Linked DNA regions of Homo sapiens: region 1 is linked to region 2. The links are chromatin loops, found by intact Hi-C in ENCODE. Cell type or tissue: HepG2. All regions are shown on one strand. Links, peaks and the distances in the headings refer to the core of each region. The heading gives the core; the rest is flanking DNA.

What was found. Peaks named below come from ENCODE experiments on the same cell type or tissue, not always from the same donor. Only the 100,000 strongest peaks of a DNase experiment are listed, where the experiment ranks them.
Region 1: a loop joins it to region 2, with 5 times the contacts of the local background. A loop is called at or near these places in 2 of 110 quality-filtered maps.

What each region holds. Positions count from the first base shown.
Region 1 is chr3:188,745,460-188,754,547 of GRCh38, forward strand. All of the region lies in intron 8 of LPP (LIM domain containing preferred translocation partner in lipoma), which reads left to right. Among named protein-coding and RNA genes, the nearest start is that of MIR28, 61 kb to the left of the region's middle. In HepG2, for the core only: a CTCF peak has its summit at 3,753; a DNase peak (open chromatin) is centred at 1,002.
Region 2 is chr3:188,290,379-188,299,466 of GRCh38, forward strand. All of the region lies in intron 2 of LPP (LIM domain containing preferred translocation partner in lipoma), which reads left to right. Among named protein-coding and RNA genes, the nearest start is that of FLJ42393, 120 kb to the left of the region's middle. RefSeq lists an enhancer at 263-557 and a silencer at 263-557. In HepG2, for the core only: no CTCF peak of the experiment used is centred there; DNase peaks (open chromatin) are centred at 4,733 and 6,813.

The sequences.
Region 1 (9,088 bases), core at 461-8,460, 450 kb after region 2:
GCACTTAGAATGTGAGTTCCATGAGGGCAACAGCACTTCTGTCTTACTGCTCTGTCTGCTATGTTGGCCCATAATTAACCACTCAGTAAGCCTTTTGTGAAAACAACCTCAATGAGTCTTCTACCTCAAGTCTTTTGAATAGGAATGGATTTAAAGCTGACCCCTAATACATCTTTCAAACTTTAAGTCAGTAAATTTTTTACAAACTTTTTTAAGTTGATAAATCCCTCAGAAATTATTCTGAGGAAGCTGATGGGATAGAAATGAAACAGACTAAGGGGCTCCAGGCAATCACCACTCCCCTTCGTTCTCCTTCCTCTGTTGGTGGGGATCAATAGAGCAGGATCCTCAAAACTGTGGAGTTCTTTGGAGCATACTTTGAAAGCCTCTAATTCTATTCCACGCTCTAATTTCCAAAAGAGGGAACTGAGGCCCGTGGTGGTTAAATGCCCTTTCCGAGGTTACACAGCTATACATGGTAGAGCCGACCCATGTCTTCTGACTCTCATCCCGTTGCACTTACAACTAGCCTGCATGTTCCCCTTTTCCCATATCGCATGGATAGCATCTTACGCATCTAAGTTTTTTTCTTTAATAATGATCTTCTCTTTTCTTTAAGAGACACCATCACTCCGAGTTGTACCACTTGCACCAGGCTAAATTATTCCTCAGTGTTTACCCCTTTCAGATATTTATAGACCATCATTATGGCACTCCCTAGTCACCTGTCAGCTTCCTAATATGTACATATATGGTTTCTTTAATCTTTCTGTACAGTCGGCTTCTCTAGTCCCTTAATCATTTGTACCATTCTCTCTCTAATGCCTATAAGGGAACTGTTTAAATATAGTCCATATGGGAAAAGTAACCTCAACATGTTGTAACAGGGGGCAGAAAAACACGCTGAATAGATGAAAGGAACAATCTACAGGTTAATTAGTAGTATGGCCACAAATATGTGCACAGTTTTGTTTCAGAAATAAAGCAAGCTGTATTTGTTGTAACTATCTCTTCTTTGAACTTAACAGAATGCTGATAATGCCAAGCTGTGTTTACAGTCCAAATTTTTGCTGAAGACCTTCAACTTTGCACTCTCCCTGTGTGGTATCTCTTGCCCAAGACAGAACTTCAAATAAAATCACATAGCTGATGCAAGAAACCGTTACTGAGCGTATCCATTTTTATGCAGTTTCTGTGGACTTACATGGTTTCTGGGAGCTCCCTATAAGCCTTAGTAAGGGAAAGCTCTTGACTTATCTCACTAGTTATTAGGGATTTGGATATATGTTTACTAAATGTGATAATCTAAGTATGGAAACTACATTAGTACAAGAGGAATCACCCAGAAATACTCTACTGGCATAAATAAAACATTACCTATTGCCCAGTTTTCTCATTTGTTTCATTTTGTAACTTTTATAATGTGTCAATAAGTTTGAAGTCTTGAAGGGCTGCCCAGAAACCACCACAGAGTGGATTTTCCTTACCCTCAATCTGCCTTCATCAAAATTTAGTTTGTGTGTTTATCCTATAAAATTTATCTCATAATAAAAACTGAAGACTAGGACGGTCCTTAGAAAAACACTTGATTCGGTGTATTTATTTTATAAAAGGGAGTCACAGAGAGAAAATGTGGCCAGCTCAGGTACATGGCTTCCTAGGCAATGTTCCATTTCGCAAAACTTTCATTGGTCCAGAAAGTGTACCTTCATTCCCAACCAAATCCTTCCTATAATGCTTTCCATGCCTTTCTTCTGTGGCTCTCTCTGATGATCTCACAGGTCTATAAGCTCTTACAGGTAGAAATATGATTTCTTGCTGTGTTCTTATTATAAAGCATTGCCATGCAACTGAGAAGTAATGAGAGCCAGTGGATTTTATTAGAATGGAATTTTAACTTTTCTACTTTAAAACCCAGTGATTCTGCTAGTCTGGAGGTAGCAAAGAAGGATGACTATTTTCTCTCTCACACAAAGTAAGATTCTGAAGGGGCTTATTCTCTGAATGAAAAACGAGAGGAGAAAAGTAAGAACCTTCTAATGTTTTATTCAAATGTTAACAAAGAAATTTGAGAAGCATGTTTCCTTAAAATTGACACCATTTTTATCCCAAACATTCTGGTAAGTGATAGCAGATGACTGTGCAAGCTTCTATGGAGAGAGAGAGAGGAATTTTTCCAGGAGCATAGTCCCAGTGGGAAGTATTACCTAAAAGTAATACACTAATCACTTTCAATCTTGCATATTTCCACATACTGTGTGCACACATATGTGTATTAATAACTGTTCCCTAGACGTCACTTCAGCGCTCAGACAGCTTAGTGTTGCTATGCGAATGCTGGAGATGGAATCAGATGCAGACTACAGTTTAGCAATGAGAATTCTTCAGAGATACAAGAATGGAAATGGCCTTAGGTCCTGCCTCATGGGTCTCCCTCTGAGCTCCAGTGTAACATCGGGTGTCAAGTATTTGTGGCCCCATCTGCCCACTCCACTGAGAATCTAAATGGCATTGCCAGTATTTGTGAGGTACTCATATCTTAAAAGTCAGTGTACTCAAATCAGTCTTGCATTCTACCTTGTGGATTTTGCATGGAAATTTTTTAGAATGTCATTGCTGATGGAAGCCCCAGATATATAAGTACATCTGCTCCATCGTACTGGTGATTTTTATAGATATTCATAAGAAAATTTATTTTACAGCAGTTTATTTTAGAGGAATTCTTTGCATTTTATTTGTATGTGTGTATACTTATTTTACTGGCAGGATACACACACATGTATATACACACACACACATACATATATACACATACATACATATATATATGAATGTATGTTTGTATCCTGTCAGTAATACTTTGAGGTACCTAGGGCTGAGATTACTATTTCTCTTCCACCTATGGCTCAAATGGGTAAAATAGCTTACTCAAAGTCACAGTTCATACATGTGGTGCAGCTTGAATCAAAACTCAATTCTTCTATCCACAGATTTACCACTACTTGAGTAGTCTGTGGTGTTTAAAAAAAATAATAAACAACAGGCCGGGCACAGCGGCTCACACCTGTAATCCCAGCACTTTGGGAGGCTGAGGCAGGTGGATCACAAGGTCAGGAGTTTGAGATCAGCCTGGCTAACATAGTGAAACCCCGTTTCTACTAAAAATACAAAAAATTAGCTGGGCATGGTGACGTGCGCCTGTAATCCCAGCTACTCGGGAGGCTGAGGCAGGAGAATCACTTGAACCCGGGAGGCAGAGGTTGCTGTGAGCCAAGATTGTGCCGTTGCACTCCAGCTTGGGCAACAAGAGCAAAACTCTGTCTCAAAGTAATAATAATAATAAGACGAAGAAGTAACAAAGCCAAACTGGAAAGTTTCTGTTAAATGAATGTTCTAGATAATACCAACGTATAAAGCAATCATTTTATACCAGCTATGGTCAAACAGGGACCAGAGCCTTGACTTTTTTTTGCCTCAACACAGCTCTGCAGAACCCACTCAGTACCCCATGTCCTACTGCCATTCCTTTGGTTTCCAGAACATTGAGATGTACAAATCCAAAACACCACAGTGTTTCAGAGAGAAATGGCATGACTCTACTGGTTGCAATTGTAATGGAGTTCACCTTGTTCTGGAGTCATACAGAAGCCATGTTGTAGACTTAGTGTCCCACGCAATACTCCTAATTACAATGAAAATCTACTGTTAGGTAGAAGGAGAAATTCCTCACAATCAGGCAACAGCGCCTACTAGTGGGAAGAAACTGATACTTGAGGTAGGGCACCTGGGAGATAGCTCTGTGCATCTTGAGAGAGTGCTACACTGAGAGCCCAAAGGCTCTCAGGTCTCATCTCTCCTGACAGCTTGCTATGACATCTTAATCAATGAATTGCCTCTCTCTTACCCTTTGTTATAGAGTCTGTAAATGAAGAGTTTGGAATGGCTACTTTCTAAATTTTCTACACGTCCTATGACCCTTGAAATCCTCTTAACAATGTATTATGGATACTTTGCTACTAAACGGTAAAACAGAATCCCGAGTAAGATGAATTGGCTTCCTAAGGAAGTAGTGTCAGGGGAGAATAGCACCATCTTTGGGGCCAGTTCCATTTATGCAGGTAATATGGTATGGTCCAGCTCAAAGATCACTGGACTGGGCTGAGTTGCAACTCTGCTACCTACTTCTCAAGTCATGTACAAGGTCATTCCTATGTTAACTCATGTGTTGGGAAGATGATAATTGTCTCATTTAGCTTTTAGTTATTATAAGATTCATATGAGAATATAGAAATTATGAAGTTTTATGTGAATCTGCAAATTTATTTTCAGTCTTTATATATCACAATTTTAATTTAGGCTAATTATAATTTTTATTTTCCCCTTTTTGTTCTATATTCTAAATTCGTATCTCCCATGGAGGCAGGTACTGTATGGACAAAATCTTTTATTAGTCACATATTGTTTTCATCCATTTTGTGCTGCTATAGCAGAATAACTGAGACTGGGTAATTTATAAAGAATGAAAATTTATTTTATCACGGTTCTAGAGGCTGGTAAGTCCAAGATCAAGGCACCAGCAGGCTTGGTTTTCTGGTGAGGGCTACTCTCTGTTTCCAGGATGGTGCTTTGTGCTACCTCCTCACATGGCAGACAGTGGAAGAGCAAGCCAGCAGAATGCCGCATGAAGCCTCTTTCACAAAGGGCTTTATCCCATTCATGACAGAGAAGCCCGTATGGCCTGATCAACACTTTTTAATAAAATCACAATATCTACTGCTGAATTTTGGAGGGAACCAATTCAAATCATAGCACACATCTTTTCTAAAATGGAAAGGGTAATATGATCATTGGAGAAATACTCATTCCTTTGCATATTGGTTTACTATCCAAGCCAGGTGTGGTGGTTCACACTTGTAATTCCAGCACTTTGGGAGGCCGAGATGGGTGGATCACCTGATGTCAGGAGTTTGAGACTAGCCTGGCCAACATGGTGAAACCCCATCTCTACTACAAATATCAAAAAATTAGCCAGCCATGGTGGCACACACCTGTAATCCCAGCTACTCAGGAGGCTGGGGCCAGAGAATTGCTTGAACCTGGGAGGCAGAGGTTGCAGTGAGCCAAGATCGCACCACTGCACTCCAACCTGGGCAACCGAGTGAGACTCCATCTCAAAAAATAAAAAAAAAAGTTTACTATCCAGAGAATCTTGTCCAGGTTAACACTCTTTTTTGTCTGCTTTCTTCTTTTGTGAAACAAGAAGGTAAGAGGGACACTGGAGAAAACCTAATGTTCTTTACAAAATGAGTCATAGTTCTCCATCTGCAAACTGTGGCTCCCATTTATGTCTTGGTGTCAATATGACTATTACATGTTATGTACATGGATTCCACCTCATTTGCAACATAGTCTTCTGCCTGAGCTCTGTTTGTTGGATCTGATCTAACTTTACATGGTCTTAAGTCACACATTGAACTCTTAAGTTCTGTAGGCCTCTAAGCCTTTTTAAGTTTTAGTATTTTCATCGTTAAAATGAGAGTGATTATAACCCTTGCTTTGCTGCCTCCAAATATTATTGAGGGATCAAATGCATTGATAAATAAGATAAAGCACTAGACAAATATAAGGGATGCTTGATGACTTCACAGAGGGAAGATTATTCTGTTGCTGGCTGCTGAAATACAGTAGCTTTAGAAAAACCCCTTTGGGTTCCCTTATTATCAGGTTTGGTCTCAAATAACCAGAATAAATTTGGAGATTTCCTACCACAAAAGCTAAAAGTACCTGGGCAGATTTACCCTTTGAGTGGACCTAAGGGAAATGCAGATTCCCACGGGAGAGATCACGGAGCAGATTCAAACCATAAGGCAAAAATAATTGTTGCAATAGCGGTTCTAACTGTACTAGTAAATATTGATTTTTCTGTTAGCAGATCAATCATGAAATGAATTCTAAATATAGAAGACTGGTTAAAAAATTAAGACGGAGAATGTGAAAATGTCCATGTGTAAAAATTAACTTAAAGAGAAATCTTGCTTTGGCCAAAAGAAATACTACTGTTTCTGTCAGGAATGTTCTGTGATTTAATCAAGTTTCCTGCCTGGCCAGATAATTTTAGGAATTGTGGACTTTTAAAGTAGTAAGTCAGTTTAGAAAACTGGTTAAGTGGACAGATGTAAAGTCAGACTGCCTAAGCCCCAATTCCAGCTTCAATATTTAACTCTGTGGTTGTGGGCAAGGCACATAATCTCTTTATGCTGCCTTTTCATCAACTGTTATGGAGATAATGATAGAACCTACATCATAGAGTTGTTGGGGTGACTACATGAGATAATACAATTAAATACTTAACACCTGGTCCATAAAAAGCGCTGAATAAATATTGACTATTATCATCACCCCGGGGTCTACAAATTTTTGTAGGATTAGGATTAGGATTGAAATTTCTACCGAAAAATTCCATCAGTAAAATATTGATAAATATAAATCTTAACCAACTGCCTCAGAGACATAGGGACCTCTATTTTCCACTCATTGACTGTCATCTTTAGAGAACAGTCCAAAGCATGTGCCTTTCTGTTCTAGTTGTTATGAGCTCTTTATTTTGAAGTTGAACTATATACTTCCTATAGTTTAAAGGAGAAAGAAGTAGGTCTCATGCTGGACACCTTCTAGATGTTACCTCCTCCGAATTTCATAGCCAAGTATTTAAGGCAGTTATGATCATCTCCCTCTTAGAGAAGCCTAGAAAAGGTTACTGCAGTGCTTGACAGCAAATAGAAACTCACCAAGTGCATTTGTTGAGGGATTGACAGAATGGCTGGATAAGTGACTCAACTAAGACCACTTATCTAGTGAGTGCGTCTACTCAGCTGCTTGTTTTGAAGACAAGGAAATTCGGGCTCAGAAAATTTAGGAAACTTGTCTAGGCTGCCAATAGCTAGTAACAAAGGCAAGAATTGCATATCTGATTTTCTTTACACCATGTTACATCTAACTGTTCAAAAGATAACCATGTATTATACTCGAAAATGCAAAACAGGGTTGTTTTTTGTTTTGTTTGTTGTGGTGGTGGTGATGGTATTTTTGTTTTGTTTTTGCTACTTTTCCTGAGAGTGGAAGTTGTTATCAAAAAGTTACTGTCATGACTACTATGTGTATAGATGCTATTAGTTTCATCAAGGTTGGGAATAGGGTATATGTTGCCCAACTTTCTGCCCCTCTCCGCCTCATATTAAAGTTCCAGTTTCCTAGAATATATCTCCTGGGAGATTTGGCACTAGCCATCACTGCATTCCAATACCCCGGGACAAACTACTCTTGGTGGAACACAGAAGCATACAGTCCTTGTTACAGCAGTGGTTCTCAAACTCACATTCCTGATGGAAAGCTAGAGTTGAAGGGTCAACACCCAAGAGCTGCAGTGGAGGACCATCACCTGTCCTGATTCGCCACCTGTGGTAGATCATGACTTTCACTAAGATCCCCTGAGGCTTGTGGGGATGGAGAAGTGATGCTGGACTGGCCCTTCCTCTTTCCCTGCAGGTGTTAATGGGTTCTGCTCCTAAACAATACTGATATAGGTCAGAGTTATGATTGAATTGTATACATAGAAACATGTGCTGATTGAGAAAATGGGCTTTACAAGTCAGACCTGGTTCCAGTCTCAGCCACACTACATTCTGCCTTTGAGACTTTGGCCAGGTGATGGAACATCAGGTTTCTTATCTAAAAAGGAGAATAATTGGTTGGTAGGACTAAATGAAAAAATGTATGTGAAATGCTTAGGACAGTGCTGAGCACAGATAAAAATGCACAATAATTTTCTATTTTTTGTTAGTTTCCTTCACAATACATATATTTACATCAGCGAAACATGCTTGCTTTTGCAACCTTCTGTGGGACTCCCCCTCCTAATTTACCACCTCACCTGAAGGTCTAAGCTAAGCAAATCTCTGTCTATAAATGAATCACATCGTGGTTAGACTTTATAACAACTTCCCCTTGCCAGGAGATCACTCAGCCTTCACTTCATCTCATCTGGTTTGCTGCCCAGGCCTTTATCCACTCATTCCTGAACTCCTCTCCCTGACAACCTTGGGGTTTTGGCTTGTTGTGTGCGTGTGTGTGTGTGTGTGTGTGTGTGTGTGTGTGTGTTTTGTTTTTTGTTTTTTTTTACTTTACCTTAATTTCTCTTTTTGGACTAAGATGTTAAAATGTTTCTTAATGTGACTGTCTCCGAAACTGTTTTGTGTCTACCACTCATCCTAGTGGCAGTCATTGATCCTTTTCTTGTTGCGAGTGTTTGAGTGTGGGTGTGTGTGAGTGTGTATATGTATTTGTAGAGGGAAAAACAAGAGAGAGGGAAACAGACATTGGAGCCACCTTTCCCCCACTAGCCACGTACCTGTTGAACCTTCAAGCCTCTCTATAGAATCAGATATACACAAGCACAGTGACAGAACTACATGTGTCCTACAGTCCAGCTTTTAAGATATGATAAAAACTCTTGTATTCACAGAGCTAAATGGCAATAACCATAGGAGATTGCATATTGCTACATTATGTAAAGACAGAGTCCCAAGAAAATAGTGAGAACTCAGTTTGATGTATGATGTGATATGTGATATCTTACTTTACATGGCTAACAGTTGACATTCTTTGTGGATTCTATATTGTCTAAGGCTACAGAAGAGCCATATGATAAATTCATCGGCAACCCAAAAGAAGCCTGTTCTATCGCAGTGCTTCCAATTAATATAAGTAAACCACTTTCTCTGGCTCAATGCTACCAAAATATTTTATGAGAAAATTTAGCTGATTCTGCTCATGTATATTTTCAATGGATGGAAAGCCATTGCAAACTTTTCAAACTAAAATATAAAGATAGCATTAGGGAGAATACTCTCTCTGGTGAAAAACAACATGTATTATGATGCGTTAGGAATTTCTTTTTTTCAGCCAACTCGTGGTTGAGCAGTCTGTCCCCAAACTGTTTTGCATGCGGACGAAACCTGTTTGGGCGATACTTGTCAGCTTTTCTTCTGACAAGCAGGACAGAAATAGGCACCCCCAGAACACTGAGTTT
Region 2 (9,088 bases), core at 723-8,722:
CTTCACTTCTAGTGCTGTACTTTCTTCATCTATAAAATGGGCTTACATCATAGGGTCCTTGTGAGGATTAACAAAGTTAGAATGCGTAGAGCATGTAGAACAATGCTTGGCACACAGCATGCCGTGCTTCAGTGGTAGCACTTACTATTCCATTATACTACAGCCACCGAGAAGGACAGGTACACAGTGAATAGTTTAGGACTGTTCATGTTCCCGGCCTCTTCACTCCAAGAGCATCAGCAAGTTTAGTTTAGAACATAGGAGTTGTATTTACACAGCTACTAATGACCTTGGAAAAGTTCTTGGCTTCTCTGTCCTTGACCTTTGTTTATCTGAACGAGTAAACTTCAGATGACAGAGTGTGTGGGGAATGGAATGCATCCGCATCCTTGATAAGCTGCCCTAGTGGAATGTTGCCATGTGGCTACTGAGGGTCAATTCACTGGTCAAAGGTGGCCTGCTGGTTGGTATTTTTTCTGTGTCTTCCGGGCAAGTTCTGTCTTTCCTCAGTCTGCACATGCCTGGGTCTGTCCTCAGAGCTCTCTCCCATTTCCCTCTTCTCTAGAAAGCATTGATATAATGGGGCCACCTCTTCCTTGGACTGTTTCTGTAGCATCAGAAGGAGGTGGGTGGGAATTTGGCATACCACTTTTTGAAAGGTAATACATTCTAACATATGTATTTCACCCACCTTCAAAGAGTAAGAATACACTGAATGATACTTAATTTTAAAGATGTGTTGCTGAGGTGAACTCTAAGACGAACAATTCTTCAGAATCTTTTACTTTCTTGGGCTTCTTGTCCCAAACAACAATTATCTTTATAAAGCCTGTGTGTGTATGTGTGCGTGTGTGTTTGTGAAACTTCCTGGAATTGGTAGTGTTGATTTTGAGATGTTTCTTTGGCTTATTCAAAATATAAACAGAAAGGCTAAAGTGTTTTTCATGTCATTAAGAATGTCTTTATAAGAAAGGACATTGGCCGGGCGTGGTGGCTCTCGCCTGTAATCCCAGCACTTTGGCAGGCCCAGGCGGGTGGATCACGAGGTCAGGAGATCGAGACCATCCTGGCTAACACGGTGAAACCCCATCTCTACTAAAAATAGAAAGAAAAAAAAATTAGCCGGGCATGGTGGTGGGCGCCTGTAGTCCCAGCTACTCGGGAGGCTGAGGCAGGATAATGGTGTGAACCCAGGAGGCGGAGCTTGCAGTGAGCTGAGATCATGCCACTGCACTCCAGCCTGGGCGACAGAGCGAGACTCTGTCTCAAAAAAAAAAAAAAAAAAAGAGAAAGGACATTAAGATGATACCTTACCTTGTGTGGGGGGCTTGTAGCTTTCAAAACACTTAAGTACCCATTTTCTTATGTGTGCTTTATGACATCTCTATGATGTAGGCAAGGCAGGGTTTATCATTATTTCCCTTTTAGAAATGGTGGATCTGTGGTTCAGAGAAGTGAAATAAGTTTTCTTAAAGCAGTTCTGGATGCAAACCCAGAACATTTGACTCTAGGGTGCTTTCTGCTCCACCACCCTGATTTGATTGTAAGGAGGTAATTCTTACCAAGTACTGTCAGATTATATAGAGTTGTAATATATCTTAAAAATGCCCATTTTAATTTTCTTTAAACAGATCAGTTAAAAAGTTAACTGTGATTTGATACCATCTTGTTTCTCCCCAAGTTTAAACAGCAATGAGTCTCTAGGACCTTCGGTTAAACCAGCATGTGTTTTTCAAAAATCAAATGTCAAAGCATTTCGTGAACCTTGCTTTAATGAACAAGAGAAGTGAAGGTACAATTCCTTTTTTGCATGAGGTAATTAGGAAACAGGATGTGCAAACTTGCTATATGAATTTAAAGAGGAGCACTTCTACTGATGTACAAACTGGATGGGCATATTACAGAGGGTTTCATGCTGGTAGAAATTTTAAGTGAAATAAGTTCTCATTAAGCATATCAATTATTTTTGGACTGTGTGAAAACTTAATCTGTTTCATGAGTTGGATCTAAGGTGGTCAATACCTCTACACTCCAAAAAACAGAAGCATGACTCAAACATCTAGTTCTGATTGCAGAGTGCCTTTATCTGGAAGACTGGACATGTCGTCAGAATATAGAGCAAGAGGGATGGAATATGCTCTTAAGTTTCCTGATGACTTAAGGGTCTGCACTATACTTGCTTGGGAGGTGGGAAGGATTGAATTCTCTTTGGAAAATGCCTTTGAATCTCTTACACACATGGTACCCAATAAGCCTAGTGCTGTATTATTAGCATCATGTACTAGAGTATGGTTTACCTGACATAGGTTTTGGAAATCTATTTCTTTTATTTACACTACATGGTTTCTTAGGTGGCAATTCTCAGTGAATTACCAGCTTCCTGATAGTGTCTTGAAAAGCATGCTTTATAAGGAGGCAGAAAGTGTTTCTCTTTTGACAGATGACCTCCTTGACCCCTTGACTTTCCATTTTTGATGGTTTCTTTTGAGGTCTACGTCATCTGGTAATTTTATTGGTGTGATTTATGCCCCCAGTAAGGATCAACTTGTATAGATTCTACATTCTCATGGAAGTCTATGTACTGTCTCTACTGTGTAATAATTAGCTCCAACTCTACAAACAAGGTTAGAAATGAAATCACCAGCATTACAAGTGAGACATAACAAATGGAAGATTCCCTTCTCTGAGTTTCTCTCATACCGTTAATTTTATTTGAGCTGGCATTGACTCATTCTATATGTCTCTTCTGCTAGATTTTGAACTCTGGAGGACTGGTCTCATATCTTATTAATTATAATGGTGGCGCACAGCACATTATAGGTATTTATTACTAAGTGGTTGGGTTTAATATCTTAAGAAGCAGAAAATGTGGTTTTTCTTGAGAGAGAGATGGTTTTGGATGTTGTTCCTCTAGTATATTCTAAGCCTGCCCGCCTGGGGCTCTGTAACTATGGCTCCTAACGTGGGGAGCCCACAATCTAGCTATATCATGTTAGCGAGAGCTCTTTGTATACTGAAACAATAAACTTACCATCTTGATGAGTTTTACATGTAGAATGGCTTAGGTTATAAGGTACTGCCACCTCATTCCACTGTTGAGAATTGTCTAATGCAAAGCTCACTTTTTAAACATGGATAATTGGACAGTCATGAGTGGATCATCGAAGGGATAAGCAAAATATATGTCAAACTGAGAATTAATATCTATCAAAACACTTGCTATTATTTGGTAGATGGGAGGTTATTTTATTTTTAAGAAGTAGATTGGCTGAATGGAAAAGCAAAATGTGGCATAAAATAAAATGGGATATTGTTCAGCAGTGAAAGGAATAAAGTACTGATATGGACTACAACATGGATGAACCTTGAAAACATTATGGCAAAGTGAAAGAAGCCAGTTACAAGGCCGGGCACCATGGCTCATGCTTGTAATCTCAGCACTTTGGGAGACCGAGGTGGGTGAATCACTTGAGGTCAGGAGTTCGAGACCAGTCTGGACAACATGGTGAAACCCCCGTCTCTACTAAAAATACAAAAATCAGTTGGGCGTAGTAGTGTGTGCCTGTAATCCCAGCTACTCAGGATGGTGAGGCAGGAGAATGGCTTGAACCCGGGAGGTGGAGGTTGCAGTGAGCCGAGATCTGCCCTCCAGCCTGGGTGACAGAGCCAAACTCTGTCAAAAAAAAAAAAAAAAAAAAAAAAAAAGCCAGTTATGAAAGACCACATATTATATGATTCCATTTATGTGAAAAGCCCACAATAGGCAAATCTATAGAGTCTGTAGCGATAGAAAGTAGTGGTTGCCGGCAGGGTTGGGGTAGAGGATAGGTAGTGATTGCTAATAACTGTGAGTTTCTTTTTGGGATGCTGAAAATGCTCTTTATATGGTGGTGATGATTGCACAACACTGTGAAATACTAAAAACAGAACCGTAAACTTTAAATGGGTGAATTGTATGTAAATTATATCTCAATAAACCTGTTTTAAAAAGTGGATTTCCCTTTAATCTATTCTCTGAGGATTGCTTCAGGGATTCAAAATAGTGCATAGTGCCAAGTTTTAAACTCATATTGATTTGTTTTTGGTAAATAAGTCATGCATGCTTAACAATGGTGAACACACTTAAGGAAAAAGTGGTAACACAACTAGAGCCACCAAACCGAAGCAAGTATATTTCCACCTAACTTCATGCACGTTTTTTTCTCAGAAGCTTTAAAAATTTATACTTTCTCAAATGTTGATTAATGAGATATCTGATAAGAAATAACAGGGTACTGACAGTCCTGATTGTATAAATAGGCATTAGGGATTGTGTTCATGGTTTGCTTGTCAGCACAAGAGAAATGTGTGATTATGTTGAATGATAGTTAATTTTCTTATCCACCCATTTTAAAAATAAAGATGTACAGCTAGAAAACAGGTGCCCAGGGAATAGAGGAGACCTGCAGCTTTGATAATGAGCCCCAGAAAGAAACTAGAAGGAACAAGCTCCCGCTTAGGAGGTGCCGTTCGAGTCCTGGCCAGTGTCTGACTGTAGCTGATGGGTTTAGAGAACTGTGGCTGGCTTCTCACAAAGGATTTTTTCATTTACTCTTGTTTTGTGTTTGAGTATAGACAGCTTTTCCCATCCTCCATCAGGGTCATTGTCCCACCTTCTCTGACTCACTTATTGTGTCAACAGAATTAAAAGAGCAGCCGGTGGACGTGTGTAGAGGCTGAAGGAGAGCTGTGTTGCTAGCTTTGTATTTGAACGGTTCGTACACAAACAGTTCTCTTTGATTAAGTATCCGGTGAAACCAATTCACATGAACTCCAATTAAACTTTAATGAACAAGTGGGTGTATTAATATCAGCTGAGTAATGCAGGCAGCACAGATTCCAGTAAGTGACTCACTTCTCTGAGCAGCTCATTCCCCATGCACGGTTAGAGTTACTAGAAAGCTTCCAGCTATATTTGAGTGGATCTGGTCTGGGCCTTGTAATTCTAACAATCCTCAGGGCTCGCTATTCATCTAGTGACAAAACCACAGTCATCCAGACCTCTGTTTTCAGAGCAAAGATTGGGGATGAAGAGTTTTGTTCACATTGAGCAATTAGGCCCTTCGTTGAGCAGTGACCATTTGGACTTTTATTTTCCTCATCTTCCCATTTTTGTTTTTTTGTTATTTTATTTTTTAGAGACAGGGTCTCACTCTGTAGCCCAGGCTGGAGTGCAGTGGTGTGATCACAGCTCACTGCAGCCTCAGCCTCTTGGGCTCAAGCAATCCTCCCGCCTCAGCCTCCCGAGTAACCTGGAACAACAGGCATGCACCACTGTGCCCACCTACAAAATTTCTGTAGAGATGGGGTCTTGCTATGTCGCCCAGCTTGGTGTTGAACTCCTGAGCTGAAGTGAGCCTCAGCCTCCCAAAGCGCTTGGATTATAGATATGAGCCCCGTGCCCAGCCTTTATTTTGTTTTTAAGTGAGAATTATTTTTTTCTTAAACCCAGGGGCAGTGTAGGTGAAGGTTAAGGCAGTGAAGATAGAACAGTCAGTTTTGAAATGCACATAGCCTTCCTGAGCCTCACTTTCACCACATCTGCCAGTCTGCCTCAAGTCTTTAAGTTTCCCTACACCAGAGGCAGCAAGGTGTGCCTGGAATGATGAATTCCTTTGAGCACAGACCCTGTTCCATCTAGAGACTGATGACTGTACCTATTTCCTAGGAAAGGTTAAGCAAGATCGTGAATATAATGCTCTTCGTTTCATGCCGGCACATAATAAGTTCCCACTAAATGTTTAACTTGGTCCACTGGGGGAAGGATGAGAAGGAGGATTTGGAGATAAATGAGACTTGGCCCTTGACAATTCAGGAGCTTGGAGTCTTATAGAGATTTGACTTAAAAATGTCTGTGTAACTCCAGAGTGATAAAGACAAAAATGCTTGAAAAAGATAAGTGAGGATTCGGGGGATGGAGGAATCCCAGAGGTTGGCCCCGTCTGAGAAGGCTGGAGGTTAGGGTAGGAAGAGGTAAGGGTTTGGGAAGGTAGTTCTAGGCTGACTGAAGAGTGTGAGCAAAAGCAGAGGCAGGGATGTATCCAGGTATCAGATAGTGCACATTTAGTGTGGTTACAGTAGGTGATAATTTAGGAGGCTGATTGAAACTGAATTTAGCCTCTGCCTTAGTCACCAAGTCCTTTCCCAGCTCCACTTGCTGTTCTCTCTCTCATTCTCTCCTACCTATATTGAAACCAGTTGAAAATAATGGAGTCACACAGAGGCAGATGGCAATAATGTCCAGGTTGTGGAACATTAGCTCATTGGGCTTGCTAATGCAGCACCCATGAATGAAATTTACCCTCTTCCTCTCAGATAGCTCCTGCACTCAATAACTCCCATTTAGGGCACACTGTGCATAAAGCTCCCAACCATGAAGAGCAGGGAGGATCTGCCTCTAACAGTCAGGTAACTCACAAAGACTGGAAGGAAGTGACTGGGTTACACATGGCCAGTTTCTTCTCCAAACTCAATAATTGGGTAACTCTCTGCCTCCTCATCTGAGAACAAGGGAGTGGGAGGGAGGCAAACAAGAAAAGAGAAGAAGCAGTGGAGAAAGGAGACGTTCTGCAGTGCCAGGCTTCTTGCCCCACACTCTTCCCAAATGTCAACATAGTTCCTTTAGGGGAAAAAAGTGGGAGGCTAGAATGGTAGGACAGGGCCACAATATGGAAGTGAAAAACCAGGGGCAGTTTCCTGAGCAGGGAATGATGTCATTCGATCTATAATTCAGTCTGGTTAATCTACTTATGCAACACCAATTGAAGGACACACTTAGATAACTCAGCCTTGAGTCAACAAATCTTGTGTAACACTGCCAAGGTCCATAGTGCAAGAATCAGCCCCCACTTCGGAAATAACAACCACCCCTCAGTGCCAAATTTTGGACATTGCTTGTAAATTTCAGACTCCTTCCCTCCAAGATACTGTTTTAGAGAATGTCGTAGGGTAAAAAATTCCAAGGGGTAAAGACATAAATTCCGTAATACTACAATAGATGGGAGGCTCTAATCAAGTAGATAAATTCTATTTTTGGAATTGTGAATAAAGCAGAAAAGATTCTTGGAAATCAGGAATTGAATAGATTGATGGTACAAATGAGAGACTATATGTTGCTTAAAGAAAACAAAAGATTGCCTATCAGGTTTTAAAATGTGAGTCAGTAGTTTATATAGTGATTCAAGCTGAACAGCTATCTTGGTTATTAACTAAAATCTTTTCTTTCCCCTTCCATTTTATATATGAAGAAACTATTAATACAAAAGTCATTATCAAAGGACACTGGGGCTAGGTTTCATTACCCAGCTTAATCCTTAATTTCATATTGAGCATTTCATATTGAAGTGAAACAATAAGGATATGTTTCTAGAGACTGATGAGACAACTGAATTGGACTTGGTTTTGACATTCAAAGGGATCAGGTAGAGGTACTTAGTTGAGCTCACTACTTCATTTTGGCAAAAGACATATGTCATAGAAATGTAGTAGCCATGATGGATTATGTATCTTTGAATTGGGAGCCTATGACAAATTTTCTCCAATGGGAAGTTTCTTCAGAGCCTATCATTGTTTCAACAATAATTAAAGTAATTTACAGAGAATGTGCTCATCTACTTTTACCTACTGTTATCTTTTTTCCAAGTTAATAAACTGAATATATTGTATAGATTGGTTGATAGCCTTCCTGAAATGAACATCCTTTGCAAACCTATCTCTCCAAACCCAAATCCTGCCCAAATTTCCCAATTGTGGTAGCAAGCCCAATGAGCTCCTGATACGATCCTAATAGGATCCTCTTCTCTGGAAATCCTCGACAGATCACACTTCTCTTTTCTTGGGAACAGCTTTCTGTTTCCTTGTCCAGAATGGATGCCGTTCTGTTATCCTGGTCACTCTCTGGGCCCCCTCCCTTTGTCCACCATGAGCACAGGCTACTGGCCACTGATCCTCCTGGGGGCACTAGCCTGGCTACCCCATTGCTTATTTTACCTTTGCTTCTCTTAAATACCATTGTTGGTGATTGCTCCACACAGCAATTGTTCTCACCTAAGTCTGTGGATAAGACTCACTTAGGGAGGTTTTACCAGAATTCAGCTCATCTCCCTAAATGTTTGGGTCTGGACTAGGGCACACACTTCTCGTGAGGCGCTTCTCATGAGTACCCCTTCTCAAACTTTACGGGTATCAATTTACTTATGGCCTGCAGTGCATAAAGTGAAAGCTTTCTGAAAAGACATTTAATCCATCGGTATGAGGATGAAAAAGACACACTCAGGGCATGAAAAGAGTGAGAAGGTCACAAAAAGGGTGTGGTCTCAGCTGGAGAGGAAGCTGAACAATCCTATAAAGGAACAAAAGCTCAGCGTCCTGACCATCTGTTTCTTTCTACCCCAGGCCCATTCCCATCATGAGTATTTATTCTGCCCAGTGTGGGATGGGTTCTGTTCTAGAAGTTTGCATGAGCAGAGGGAAGCTTAGCCCCATGAGGCCAGTCATGAGGCTCCATCTTATTCTATAGGCTTCAGCCTTTTTATGAAGACCTAGCTTCTACTCTTGCCCCAGGCCCTAAGCAGGCCCAGACTTTTCCCATATACACACACTCTCTCTCTAACTTATGTGTCTTACATCTTAATAAGGCAGCAGATTGTATCAGAATCAGTTAACTCTTTATCAAAAAACCCAGAGCAGACAGACGGGTGAACTTGCTCATGGGCTGAGCTAGAAGGGAGGCCACTTTTCCTTCACACAGCCTCGGACTCTCCCTGGGCTTTTTTGTGTGTGCTGCGTGGAGACTGTGTTCTAACATTTCAGTCATATCTTCCTTATTTTAAAACTACAGAATTGATCTTACCAACTTACTGGGGAGCACGTCGTCAGTAAATTCTAATGGAAAAACCTGTCTGATCAATGGGACAGGAAAGCGTCACAGCAATACCGGTGAGTCATTCCAAGACCAGGCACATTTGAGCTGTGTTGCTTCTTCGATGCTGACTATAATTCTCCCTCAGCATTACGTCGTCTTAAGCAGCTTTTGAATCTTCGTCTCTGA